2 separate regions of the Homo sapiens genome follow, and region 1 is linked to region 2. Evidence: read pairs that join two places in POLR2A ChIA-PET (ENCODE). Cell type or tissue: B cell. All regions are shown on one strand. Each heading gives the region's core, and the rest is flanking DNA. Links, peaks and the distances in the headings are about the cores only. Region 1 holds the start of LOC124902496 (a long non-coding RNA gene). Region 2 overlaps SH3PXD2A (SH3 and PX domains 2A).

Region 1 (5,367 bases), core at 173-5,172, 52 kb after region 2:
ATTTTCAGAACAACATCTGTAAGCCATCTCTATTATATTCCTGACTTTCATGAGAATATTTCTGATGTTTCACCAATAAGTATGGAACTGGCTGTATGTTTTGTGATACACATGAGTGAAGGAAATAACCTTCTATTTTTAGTATACTTAGGCTAGCCACAAAGCCAAGCATTCCTCTATAAGGTTAATAATGACCCTTCATACATTGCCACTGGTTAGTTATTCTTTTGAAGTCAGTCAGGATCTTCAAACACCAATTTGCTGGTTGTGATGCCCAATTTTCCAAACAGATCAGGAGCACTTTGTTGAATGTATATTGAATTCTGGGTGGTTCTTCTTCAACACCCACCTTGGCCTATCCTCCTCTTGGGAGAGAGAAATCTGGATTTTTTTAAGCCTCCCCTTTGCTCCAGTCTAGTAAACCTCTTTGGGCAACAGAAGCCTTACTGGAAAGCTGCTTAGCTATTATTAGATGGTGCTGAGGGAAGAAAGTACCTTACTCTTATGTAATTTCCTTGCCCTGAGGAGTAGTATATCCTGGTCAATGAAATCAGCTTGACTATTTTTTATTTTTTATTTTTTTGCATCCCAGCCTAATTTCTTTTTATTCCATCTTGAATTCTCACCCAAGCCTGATTCATCTTGCCTGCTTGCTTGATTTTTCTCTTTCTCTTTCTTTCTCTCTCTCTCTTTCTTTTCTTGAGATGGAATCTCACTGTTGCCCAAGCTGGAATGCAGTGCCACTATCTCAGGTCACTGCAGCCTCTGCCTCCCAGGTTCAAGTGATTCTCCTGCCTCAACCTCCCGAGTAGCTGGGCTTACAGGCGTGCACCACCACACCCAGCTAAATTTTTTTGTATTTTAGTAGAAATGGGGATTTGCCACATTGGCCAGGCTGGTCTTGAACTGCTGGCCTCAAGCAATACATCTGCCTCGGCCTCTCTAAGTGCTGGGATTACAGATGTGAGCCACCGCACCCAGGCTTTTCATTTCCTTTTTATTTATGTTTCACTCCATCTTCATTTGGTCTCTTTGCAGAGGTGGAAGTCCCCAATGTTTTTTATATGATTTCTCATGCTCTCACAAGCCAACAGCATTACATGCATTAACATATGTGTATTCAGTTACTCACATGTGCCTATACACAGTACGCCAATCTCATAGAGTAACTACCTCATGCTCACTCATCTACACACATTATCTTATCTATCAAGCCTCCTGGGCTGAGGTCTAGGCTAGGGGCTGTGAGGCCCAGGGGTCTCCAAACTTGGGTAAGCATACTTACTAAAGAAAAACAATTCAGATGTCCAGAACCTGTCCAAGGTCTACCGAATTAAAATCTCTGGAGGGGGGGTCCAAGAATCTGCACTTTAATAGGTCCTCCAGGTAAATCTAACGAAACCAGCTCAGTCTCACAGAGCTGGTTCAAAGACCGGCACTTGGAAAGCATGAATACCTGCTCACTCTGGGGTACAAAGGTACCAGGAGACACTTTGTGAAAAGATTTCCGGTCAAATTAGTATGGAAAAACTCTACACCAAAACCACCATCACCGTCTCCTTAATCAAAGTGCATATTAAAGGCTCTGAGAAGTCTTCCAATAAAGAATCTTCCTCCCTTCTTTTCTTAACTCAATGCACATCCCCCCAGTCCTTTCAAACCCTGTGCCCCCGAGAAAAGGCAGGCCCAGAACTCTGCAGCCCCACTTCCCCCAAGGCTGCCTGCTCAGGGATTCCCCCGAGTCCCCCAACCAGACACCACCCTGCACCACCTGACTACTGACATTCCAACCTTTTTTTCTCATTTGGACTCACAAACTTCCTTAAAGGTGAGGACCTTTATTTCCATTTTGGAGAAATGGTAACCGAGACTCAAAAAGTTAACTGCTGGGGGAAACCTTTTTTTTTTTTTTTTTTTGAGACGGAGTCTCACTCTGTCGCCCAGGCTGGAGTGCAGTGGCACGATCTTGGCTCACTGCAAGCTCCGCCTCCTGGGCTCAGCCATTCTCCTGCCTCAGCCTCCCGAGTAGCTGGGACTACAGGCGCCCACCACCATGCCCCGCTAATTGTTTGTATTTTTAGTAGAGACGGGGTTTCACCGTGTTAGCCAGGATGGTCTTGATCTCCTGACCTCATGATTCGCCCGCCTCGGCCTCCCAAAATGCTGAGATTACAGGCGTGAGCCACCGCACCTGGCCTTTTCCTCTCATTTTTGAGTGGTCAGTGGGTTGTGTGCTTCTGGACTGTTTATGTATCTGTGAGACTATGGGTTGATCTGATTCTGGGCATCAAACTCAATAATCCGCGCTTTCCCTCGCCTCACCCCCCAGGTGAGTCTCCCAGGTGACATATAAGGGCCACTGACAAGATGACCAAGTCCCGCCCAGAACTCACCTTAGGTGTCTGTGATTCCTTAGCAACACCATCATGAGCCTGGAGGAAGGGGAGCTCGCCCTTTGTCTCCTACCCGGATCGTCCCCGCCTCCAGGAAAGGCATACGCCCAGGCGCAGCTGCGGGCACTCACCGAGGATGCGGATCTGCGTGATGGTCCCGTGCAGGCCGAAGAGCATCCAAAGCGGCTGCGAGGCGTCCACGCACAGCTGCATGCCGGCGGCCGCGCCATTGTGGCTGAGGTGCAGCTCGCCGTCGGCGTTGACCACCAGGCCCAGGATGTCGCCGCTGTGCAGGGGCCCGGGCACGCGGCACACGGCCCAGAATTCCTTGCGGTCCACCAGGGCCTCAGGGCTGAAAGGCAGGTCGGCCGGCCGCAGCGTGCCGGGGTCGCACGTGGTGACGCCGAACGACAGCGCGCCGGGCCGCGCGCCACCCGAGCGCGTGACCTTGACGAAGATGGTCTCGGCCACGCGCACGGGCCGGCTGGTGAAGACGAGCGCGCGCTCGTCGCGCCCGTGCTCCACGCGCGCCACCGTCTGCTCGTCGAGGATGCGGACGTGCGCGCCGGCGCGCAGGGCGTGGAAACGCAGGTCGCCGTCGAGCTGCGCCGGCAGCGCGCGGCTGTGCTGCGAGTTGAGTGAGTTCTGCGGGATGGGGCAGCCGGCGGCCGGCGCGGCCTCGTCGCCGTCCGCGCCCGGCACGTTGAGGTCGCATAGGCTCACCGAGAGGCGCGCGTCGTCCGCCTCGCGCCGCAGCGACGGCCGCCGCAGGGCGGTGAAGGAGCGCGGCCGCAGACAGTCCGGGAGCACCAGCTCGCTATCTGCGCGGGAGACACGGGGCAGTGTCACGCAGGGCTCTCGGGAGGCGGCCCCGGCGCGCCCCGCTGTCCGGTCCCTACGCGCGCACCGTTACAATCCCGGATGGCTAATGGCGCACACGATGCTTGTGACATAAATTAGCGAACACAGTCAAGAAACGACTCTTGCAGGACATCTGTTTAAGCAGAGGAATAGGTGGGGGGAAGCACCGAAACTGAAACCATGTGGATGCTTCCAAATGCTCACAGGTGCTTGCTATATGCATATGTGTACTTCCTCATTTTCTACAGTAAACTTGTATTCCTCATAATTTAAAATTTTCAAAAATTTAACTCCTGGGCTCCTTCCGTCTTATCCCTAGCAGCTAGAACAGCGCCAAGCATTCTGTTGACAAACAGTAACCGTCTGTCGAGTGCACTGACGAAGGCCTAACATCCTGGAAAGCCAGGGAGCAACCACCCCCCAGCAAACACACAGACACCCTCTTTGCGTACATTGTCTCATCTAACCTTAACAATCACCTTTTGAGGCTACCATTGCCATGTCAGGACACAGGCTGAGAAGTAGATCTATCCAAGATACCCTTTTGAAAGTGGCTTAACAGGGAATCAAACTCATCGTTCTTTTTTAAATCATACAAGTTATACAAAATATAAAACGGTATTTTGTAGAAAATTCAGTTCAGCAAAAAGAAAAAACAATCGCCTATAAGCCCACCACCCAGAGAAAAGCATTTTTAATATTTGGATGTATGATCTTTTGGCCTTTTTAAAGGCTGTATTTTTGGGTTTTTTGTTTGTTTGGCTTTTTTTTTTTTTTTTTTTTTTTTTTTGAGACAGGATCTTGCTCTGTGGCCCAGGCTGGAGTGCAGTGGAGATATCTCAGCTTACAGCAACCTCCGCCTCCCAGGCTCAAGCCATCCTCACCTCAGCCTCCCAAGTAGCTGGGATGCACCACCGCGCCCAGCTAATTTTTGTATTTTTGGGGTAGAGACGGTATTTCGCCATGTTGCCCATCTGGTCTCCAACTCCTAGGCTCAAGCGATCCTCCTGCCTCAGTCTCCCAAAGTGCTACGATTAGAAGTGTGAGCCACCACACCCAGCTGGTTACTTTTTTTAGTGCAAAAATTGAGTCATGCTATATAAACATCACTTGTTTTTTACCTTTTATATGTACTACATCACTTTGAAAATGTGATGACATTGACCCTTTTCCCCAGAAAAATGAACATTCTCACTAAATTCTGTAGATAATTTCTCGGCATTCATGAACTACATGAAGCCATTCATGGGCAAGGACTCCAGGCTAAGAACCCTGGTAGCTTTTTTCAAAATTTTCAAAAATTTAACTCCTGGGCTCCTTCCATCTTATCCCCAGCATCTGAACACCTCTCCGTGCCAATAACTGTTTCCAACACCATATTCTTCTAATGGCTGTGTTATGTTCTGCTTTATGGAGTCCTATAACTTTCAATAAAAGTGATCACCATGTTCCATGAATTACCCCTGCAATTCATCCTTACGGCAGCCCGTGGAAGTGTTCCCGTTTTACAGATAAAGCTCAGCGGCGTTATGACAGCCGCCATGTGGCAGATCCAGGATTGAAAAAAAGGTCTGTCCAACTCCTAATGCCGCATTCTTCACTTCCAGACTCTCCTTGTTTATTGAAGCCTTTCTGCGTGAGTCAATCTCTCCAAATATGCCTGGTGCCACTGTAAGCCGCACCATGGACCGATCCCTTCCTTTGGGCCTTCTCCCTGAACCTCTCCAAGGGAGAATCTGTGCTGTCTCTTCAGGAACTGGGTTAAGGATGGCTGGGGTTCTCAGGTATGACAGCAAAGCTTGGGGGATTGGTCTGGTAGGGACAGCAGAGGCCAAAATTCAGTTCCAACTGAATGTAGACATGGTCACTAAACCTCCCTCTTTTCTTTCACCCTTTCACTGCCCCTTCCAGGAACTGTGTTGTCTGGCCCCCAGAAAGCTCTGGGTGTGGGCCCTTCCCCCCAAGCCTCCTGAAGCTCTGGAGAAGCCTCCTGGGGCCTGGCTGATTGGGGTTTCCTGGAATCGTGTTGGCGAGGAGGAGGGAGCCGGCCAGAAAATGTGATTATTCCAGGGAATTGACTCTGTGACAGTGATGGTGCATAGAGGCTGGGGGG
Region 2 (5,367 bases), core at 167-5,166:
GCTGGAACAGCAGGGAAAACACCCTTTTTGTTCCCCTGAGCATGTCCTCAGGGCTCCACCTCTGAGAATGTAAGTGTCTTGACTGGATTCTTAGCAGGCCACCCCTTCCCGCCCCACTCTCCTTCCCTGACTGCCACTCTTCCATCATCTTCCATCGTCTTGCCTTTGACAGCAGGTCTCTCTCACCATCCACATCATTTACAGTTGTGACATTAGAGTTTACCTTCTTGCATCTTCCATCTTTCCTGAGCGCCTCATGTTTAGGAATCTGGGCACAGGCTCACACCTCTGTGCTCTGCTTAATAATGGCACTGAGAGAGGGCACCAGCTTGAGGTGAGTGCCTCATTTTCTTTTTTTCTTTTTTTTTTTTCTTTTTCTTTTTTTTTTTTTTTTTTAAGACGGAGTCTCGCTCTGTCGCCAGGCTGGAGTGCAGTGGCACGATCTTGGCTCACTGCAACCTCCGCTTCCCAGGTTCAAGCGATTCTCCTGCCTCAGCCTCCCAAGTAGCTGGGACTACAGGCACACGCCACCATGCCCAGCTAACTTTTGTATTTTTAATAGAGACAGGGTTTCACCATGTTGGTCAGGATGGTCTCAATCTCTTGACCTCGTGATCCACCTGCCTCAGCCTCCCAAAGTGCCAGGATTACAGGCATGAGCCACCATGCCCGGCCTTGAATGCCTCATTTTCATCTGGAATAATCCCCTATGAAGCCATTAGAGTGAGCCCATGCAGCCTGTCACTCTGAGGTTCAATTCAAGTCTCTTCTCCTCTAAGAATTCTTTTCTGCCTAGTCATTCTCATCTCTGGATATCTCTGGTTCCTTGGCAAGCATTGTATCACCCACCGCCATGTCCACTGCATGGGGCTGTCTGGGTCGCCCTGCCGCACCCAGCACAAGCAGTCTCGTGCCAAGTCCCCCTGCAAGCAGCCGCCCTTCTCATCCATCCACTGCTCTGCAGCTCCTGGAGAGGCCTCATGCCATCTTATAATCTCCACCTCAACCTGTCTCCGACCCCCACCCGTGCCAGGCACAGAATCAGACCCACATGTTTTCAGTAGAGACCTTCTGAGGTCAAGGGTAAATGACACTGACACCACGAGGGTCTCTCTCTCCCCCTGAAACTCCAGACACCCAAGACCTACCTGCTTCCCTGGCCATCCCTGGCCCCAGTCACCCAGGCGCATTGAGGTCTTGGTTCCTTCTTTAGAATTTCACTTCATGTCAGCGCTTTGCGACTTGTGCTCGTCTGAAGGCACTATTCTGATTCCAATCAGGCACTATTCTGAAGGCTTTTCAAGGATTAGCTCCTCTAATCCTCGTAACAACACTGAGATGTGGGTACTTTGGGTCGGTTTTGCAGATGAGAAAATTGAGGCAATTGCCCAAATTCATGCAGCTGGCAAGTAGCAGAGCTGGGCCTCAATCCCAGGCAGCCTGGCTCTGGCGCCCTCGCTGGAAACCATTCTCCGCTACCTGTCATTTAACCATGTGTCCCTCTCTGCCTGCGTTGCTTGTTAGTCAGGCCTCCTTCTGGGTGCCTCACCCATGACCTTGGTCTGCTCAGACACACCAGAGCCCTGTGGGCTTGGCGGGGACCCAGCCTAGCACTGGCTTCTGGGCCTGTTCGGTGAGGTGGGCAGGCTGGAGCTGAGTGGGAAGGTGGCAGCAGCCCAGGCTGTCTTGACACGGACTCCACGGAGCCTTCCAAATGGTGACGTAGCAGCCTGTGCTAATGGTCTTGGAATCCAGGCCCCAGGTGCCCAGGGGAGGTTCTGGGTCCCTGGTGGCCTCAGAGCCCGTCTAGGGGAGGGAAGGCCCTGGGCAACGGAGCAGGGTGGGCACAGGTAGGACCCGCTGAGTGGCTCATGAAGGCAGGGGCTGTGTGGGTGCACGCAGGAGGGACTGGAGGAGTTTCTCGCTCGCTCCTGTTTGCTTTGGACCATGGAGGCGCGTGTCTTGGCAAGAGCTGCAGTGACAGGGCTTTCTGACCAGGGGAGGCCTGGCCGAGGGTGGGCAGCCTTTCACTGGTCTTAAAGGCACAGCACTCGCAGACAGCCTGCATTTCCAGCTTCTCTGGTTCCACAAAGGCAGAAGCCTTAGCTCTGCCTGGAGGTCATGGGAAAGGGGTCAGGCTGGGTCCAGGACAGCAGCACTCACTTGGGCCCAGCCTTGTGCTGGGTGTGGTATGGGTAGGTAGGCAGCGCTGGTGCCATGCGCCTGGCCAGGATGCCCTCAGCCCTTTCTTCCTCTCAGTGTCTCCCCACCCGTCGCCACTTGGAGCTCGCAAATGCCCTATTCCCTTCTCCAAACCCGCACCAAGCAAAGAACTTGGAATGCCTAGGAAGATCACCCTTCCAAAGGGTCAAGGTCTGAGCTCAGGTTTAAATCATGAATAGAGGTGCTTTGAGAAGCAGGTCAGGGTGCTGGCTGAGGGTTCTGGAAGTGGGCTGCTGCTGTTCACCCACCCCGAGCCTATATGAGGAGGAGTTTGAGGCAGGGCCTGTCTTCCTCTTTTCCTAGCTCCACCATGCACCCTTCCCCACCTGGATACCAAAACCCTTACATAGGCCTGGGCATGGAATGAGTGCAGCCCACATTCTGAGCTCTGAATTACCTGGTGTTAAGCCAGATGTGAAGGACCAAGAGTAACTCACGGGGAAGGAAAACATGAAGCCTGGAAGTCATCTAAAGCCTCCTGGGTTTTTCCAAACTCCAAGCTCTGAGTCTCATCCTGCCTTGAAATCCTCTGGGTTTGTGCCCAGAGCCTGAAGCCCAGCCTTCTCCAGCAGGCCTCAGGGCCAGGGCACAGGCGGCAATCGAACCCCGCGTGTGCCATGCCTGGGTGATGGGGGAGTAGAGCATGAGTCCCGGATGCGTGTTGTTCACTGCAGTGTCCTCGTGCCTGGAACAGGACCTGGCCCGTACCAGGTGCTCGGGAAATACTTGCTGGTGAAAATCTCTGGGTATTGCATACACCATATGTTCCTGATGCCACTGGGCATCCCCAGGTACTTAGTATTACTCTGGTGTGCCAGTGAGGCTCAGAGAGGGCCAGTGACCTATCTCAGGTCACGCCAACAGTGAGTGGTAAAGCTAGGATCCTAACCGAGGTCTGTCTAGGAAGAAGGGATTAAGAAGCATCCTTGGGCTCAATCCTGGGCTGAACAGGGCTGGGAGGTTTGGGAGTCAGAGCGGGAGGACGAGAGGATTTCAGAGGGAGAGGAAGGAGTGGGGGGTCTCCCCTCCCCCCACCAGCTGTTTTGTCCTAGGCTGAGCTGTGACCTCAGAGGACTTAATTAACATCCTAATTGTGTGCAGCTGGCCTGACTCTGGCCCTAACGAGCTCATTATTCTCCCTCCTTAAGGAGGCCATTGTGGCCTAGTCACCCTGGGGACAGCAGTGGCCTGGGAGTGCCCGTCACTTCCTGCCGCCCTCAGTCAGGCTCCCCCATTCCTGGAGAGTCTAAGGCCCTGGTCCCTCTCCTGGCCTCTTGCTCTGTCTGGCTCACTCTTTCATTTCCCTCTGTCTCTCTGTGTATGTCAATCTGTGCCTCAGTTTCCATCTCTACTCTTTTTTTTTTTTTTTTCTTAAGATGGAGTCTCGCTCTGTCACCCAGGCTGGAGTGCAGTGGTACGATCTCGACTCACTGCAAGCTCCGCCTCTCAGGTTCATGCCATTCTCCTGCCTCAGCCTCCTGAGTAGCTGGGACTACAGGCGCCCGCCACCACGCCCGGCTAATTTTTTTGTATTTTCAGTAGAGACGGGGTTTCACTATGTTGGCCAGGCTGGCCTCAAATTCCTGGCCTCGTGATCCGCCTGCCTCGGCCTCCCAAAGTGCTGGGATTACAGGCCTGAGCCACCGCGCCCAGCTTCATCTCTACTCTTTCCCTCCCTCCTCTGGTGTCAGCATCAGTCAATTTGAGAGAGATTTGAAATTGGCCAAACAGGTGGACTCTGCTGGGCCGGTTCACTGAAGATGCTTAGCCTGGATAGAGGGAGGACCTGGTGCTTGGGCCCCAGCTTTTCCCTCCCGGGGCTGGGACATCCTCCCTTCCCTGCCCTGAGCTGGAAGTGCTGGCCAGAACCCCCCATGTTGCTGCCTCCTCTCCTCAGCCCCTGGGTCATTGCAAAGTGGGTTGTTACTTAAGGCTCACAGAGCATGGCTGGCTGTAAATGCCAGGCTACATGTTCGTTCTTTCTGGGCCTCTGCCATCTGGAAAGGGCTGGGCCCTGGCACACAGACATGGCCCGATGGAAGGACAGGCCAGGGTGAGGCAGCTTTGGGGTATTGTCCAGTTTGGGATTCTCCTAAACAACTTCTCCGGTCTAGGGGTTTAGCCCTGAAAACCAGGGCTAGAGACTCCAGAATAAAGGTTTCTGCCACACACCGTGTGTACCTGGGGTCCTCTCTCAGGGTTCCTCTAAAACAGGCTGCAGTTTCCCATTCAAGGGAATGAGCATGGTAGCCCCTCCCCTGGCCCCTGTCTGGGAGGGGTCATCTCAGCATAAGGGCACTCCAGGCAAGAAGACCTGCCTAAGCAAGGCCCTGGCAGGCATCAAACGCCCTGGCGGGTATCAGAGGGCCTGACTGCCAGGCTGGGCTGAAGGGTGCACTAAGGGGTCTCCTAGCCAGCCCAGGCCCCTTGGGAGGGTCCCCACTATCTCTTGCTGCCACCAAGCTCCCTGCCCCACCTCCCAAAAGATCCTGCTTCCTTTGTACCTGGAAACCAGGGTTGACTTCTCAGGGAAGAAGCCAGGTGTGGCAGCCAGCCAGAGAACAGCTGCCCCGAACCTGGGCACAGATAGGGCCACTTTCTCAGTCCACTTCCTTCCATCCTTCTGAAACCCCTGAAGGTAGCCCTAAAACCCCAGCTTAGAGCAGATGCATAGGCACACGCCCACACACACTCAAGGCAGTTTCCCCAGATGAGTGAGTGCCTCCTGATGCCCTCAGGCTGCCCTCTGCTTGTGCACTGCACAGATGCCACCTGGCCACCCGTGGGTGCTGACCCTCTAGTGATTAACGACCACCGCCATGTGGATAATAGCTCAACCTAAGCTACCTCCCTGCAGTGTCTCCTTTATTCCCCTCAACAACCTCAGGAAATACGCTCCATTCATTCCTGTCATTACAAAGAGGGTGACTGAGACTCAGAAAGGTCTAGTAACTTTCCTCAGGTCACACAGCTAGGAAGCAGCAAGCCAGGACCTGACTTCGAGTCTTTCTGACTGAATACCCCTAATTACCTCTGTTCCCAGAGGACCCTCAGCTGTACACATTGACACCCAGGTACATGCAGGCTGGCATCTCTCCTCATGGTGTGCACATACAAGACACCTGCTCAGAGATGTGTCCATTC

What was found. ChIA-PET counts read pairs that join two places held together with the same protein. Peaks named below come from ENCODE experiments on the same cell type or tissue, not always from the same donor. Only the 100,000 strongest peaks of a DNase experiment are listed, where the experiment ranks them.
Region 1: POLR2A ChIA-PET joins it to region 2 with 7 read pairs; 8 of 35 experiments call an interaction of 5 or more read pairs at or near these places.

Annotation. Positions count from the first base shown.
Region 1 is chr10:103,582,383-103,587,749 of GRCh38, reverse strand. It overlaps NEURL1 (neuralized E3 ubiquitin protein ligase 1), which reads right to left. Exons shown (of 6, transcript NM_004210.5): 4 at 2,525-3,214. It overlaps LOC124902496 (a long non-coding RNA gene), which reads left to right and starts at 4,007. Exons shown (of 3, transcript XR_007062277.1): 1 at 4,007-5,038; 2 at 5,166-5,311. RefSeq lists a silencer at 3,277-3,336. In B cell, for the core only: no CTCF peak of the experiment used is centred there; DNase peaks (open chromatin) are centred at 2,919 and 3,279; H3K4me3 peaks cover 1,584 bases; H3K27ac peaks cover 813 bases.
Region 2 is chr10:103,634,638-103,640,004 of GRCh38, reverse strand. All of the region lies in intron 8 of SH3PXD2A (SH3 and PX domains 2A), which reads left to right. Among named protein-coding and RNA genes, the nearest start is that of SH3PXD2A-AS1, 110 kb to the left of the region's middle. RefSeq lists enhancers at 1-215, 2,739-3,318, 3,901-4,480. In B cell, for the core only: no CTCF peak of the experiment used is centred there; no DNase peak of the experiment used is centred there.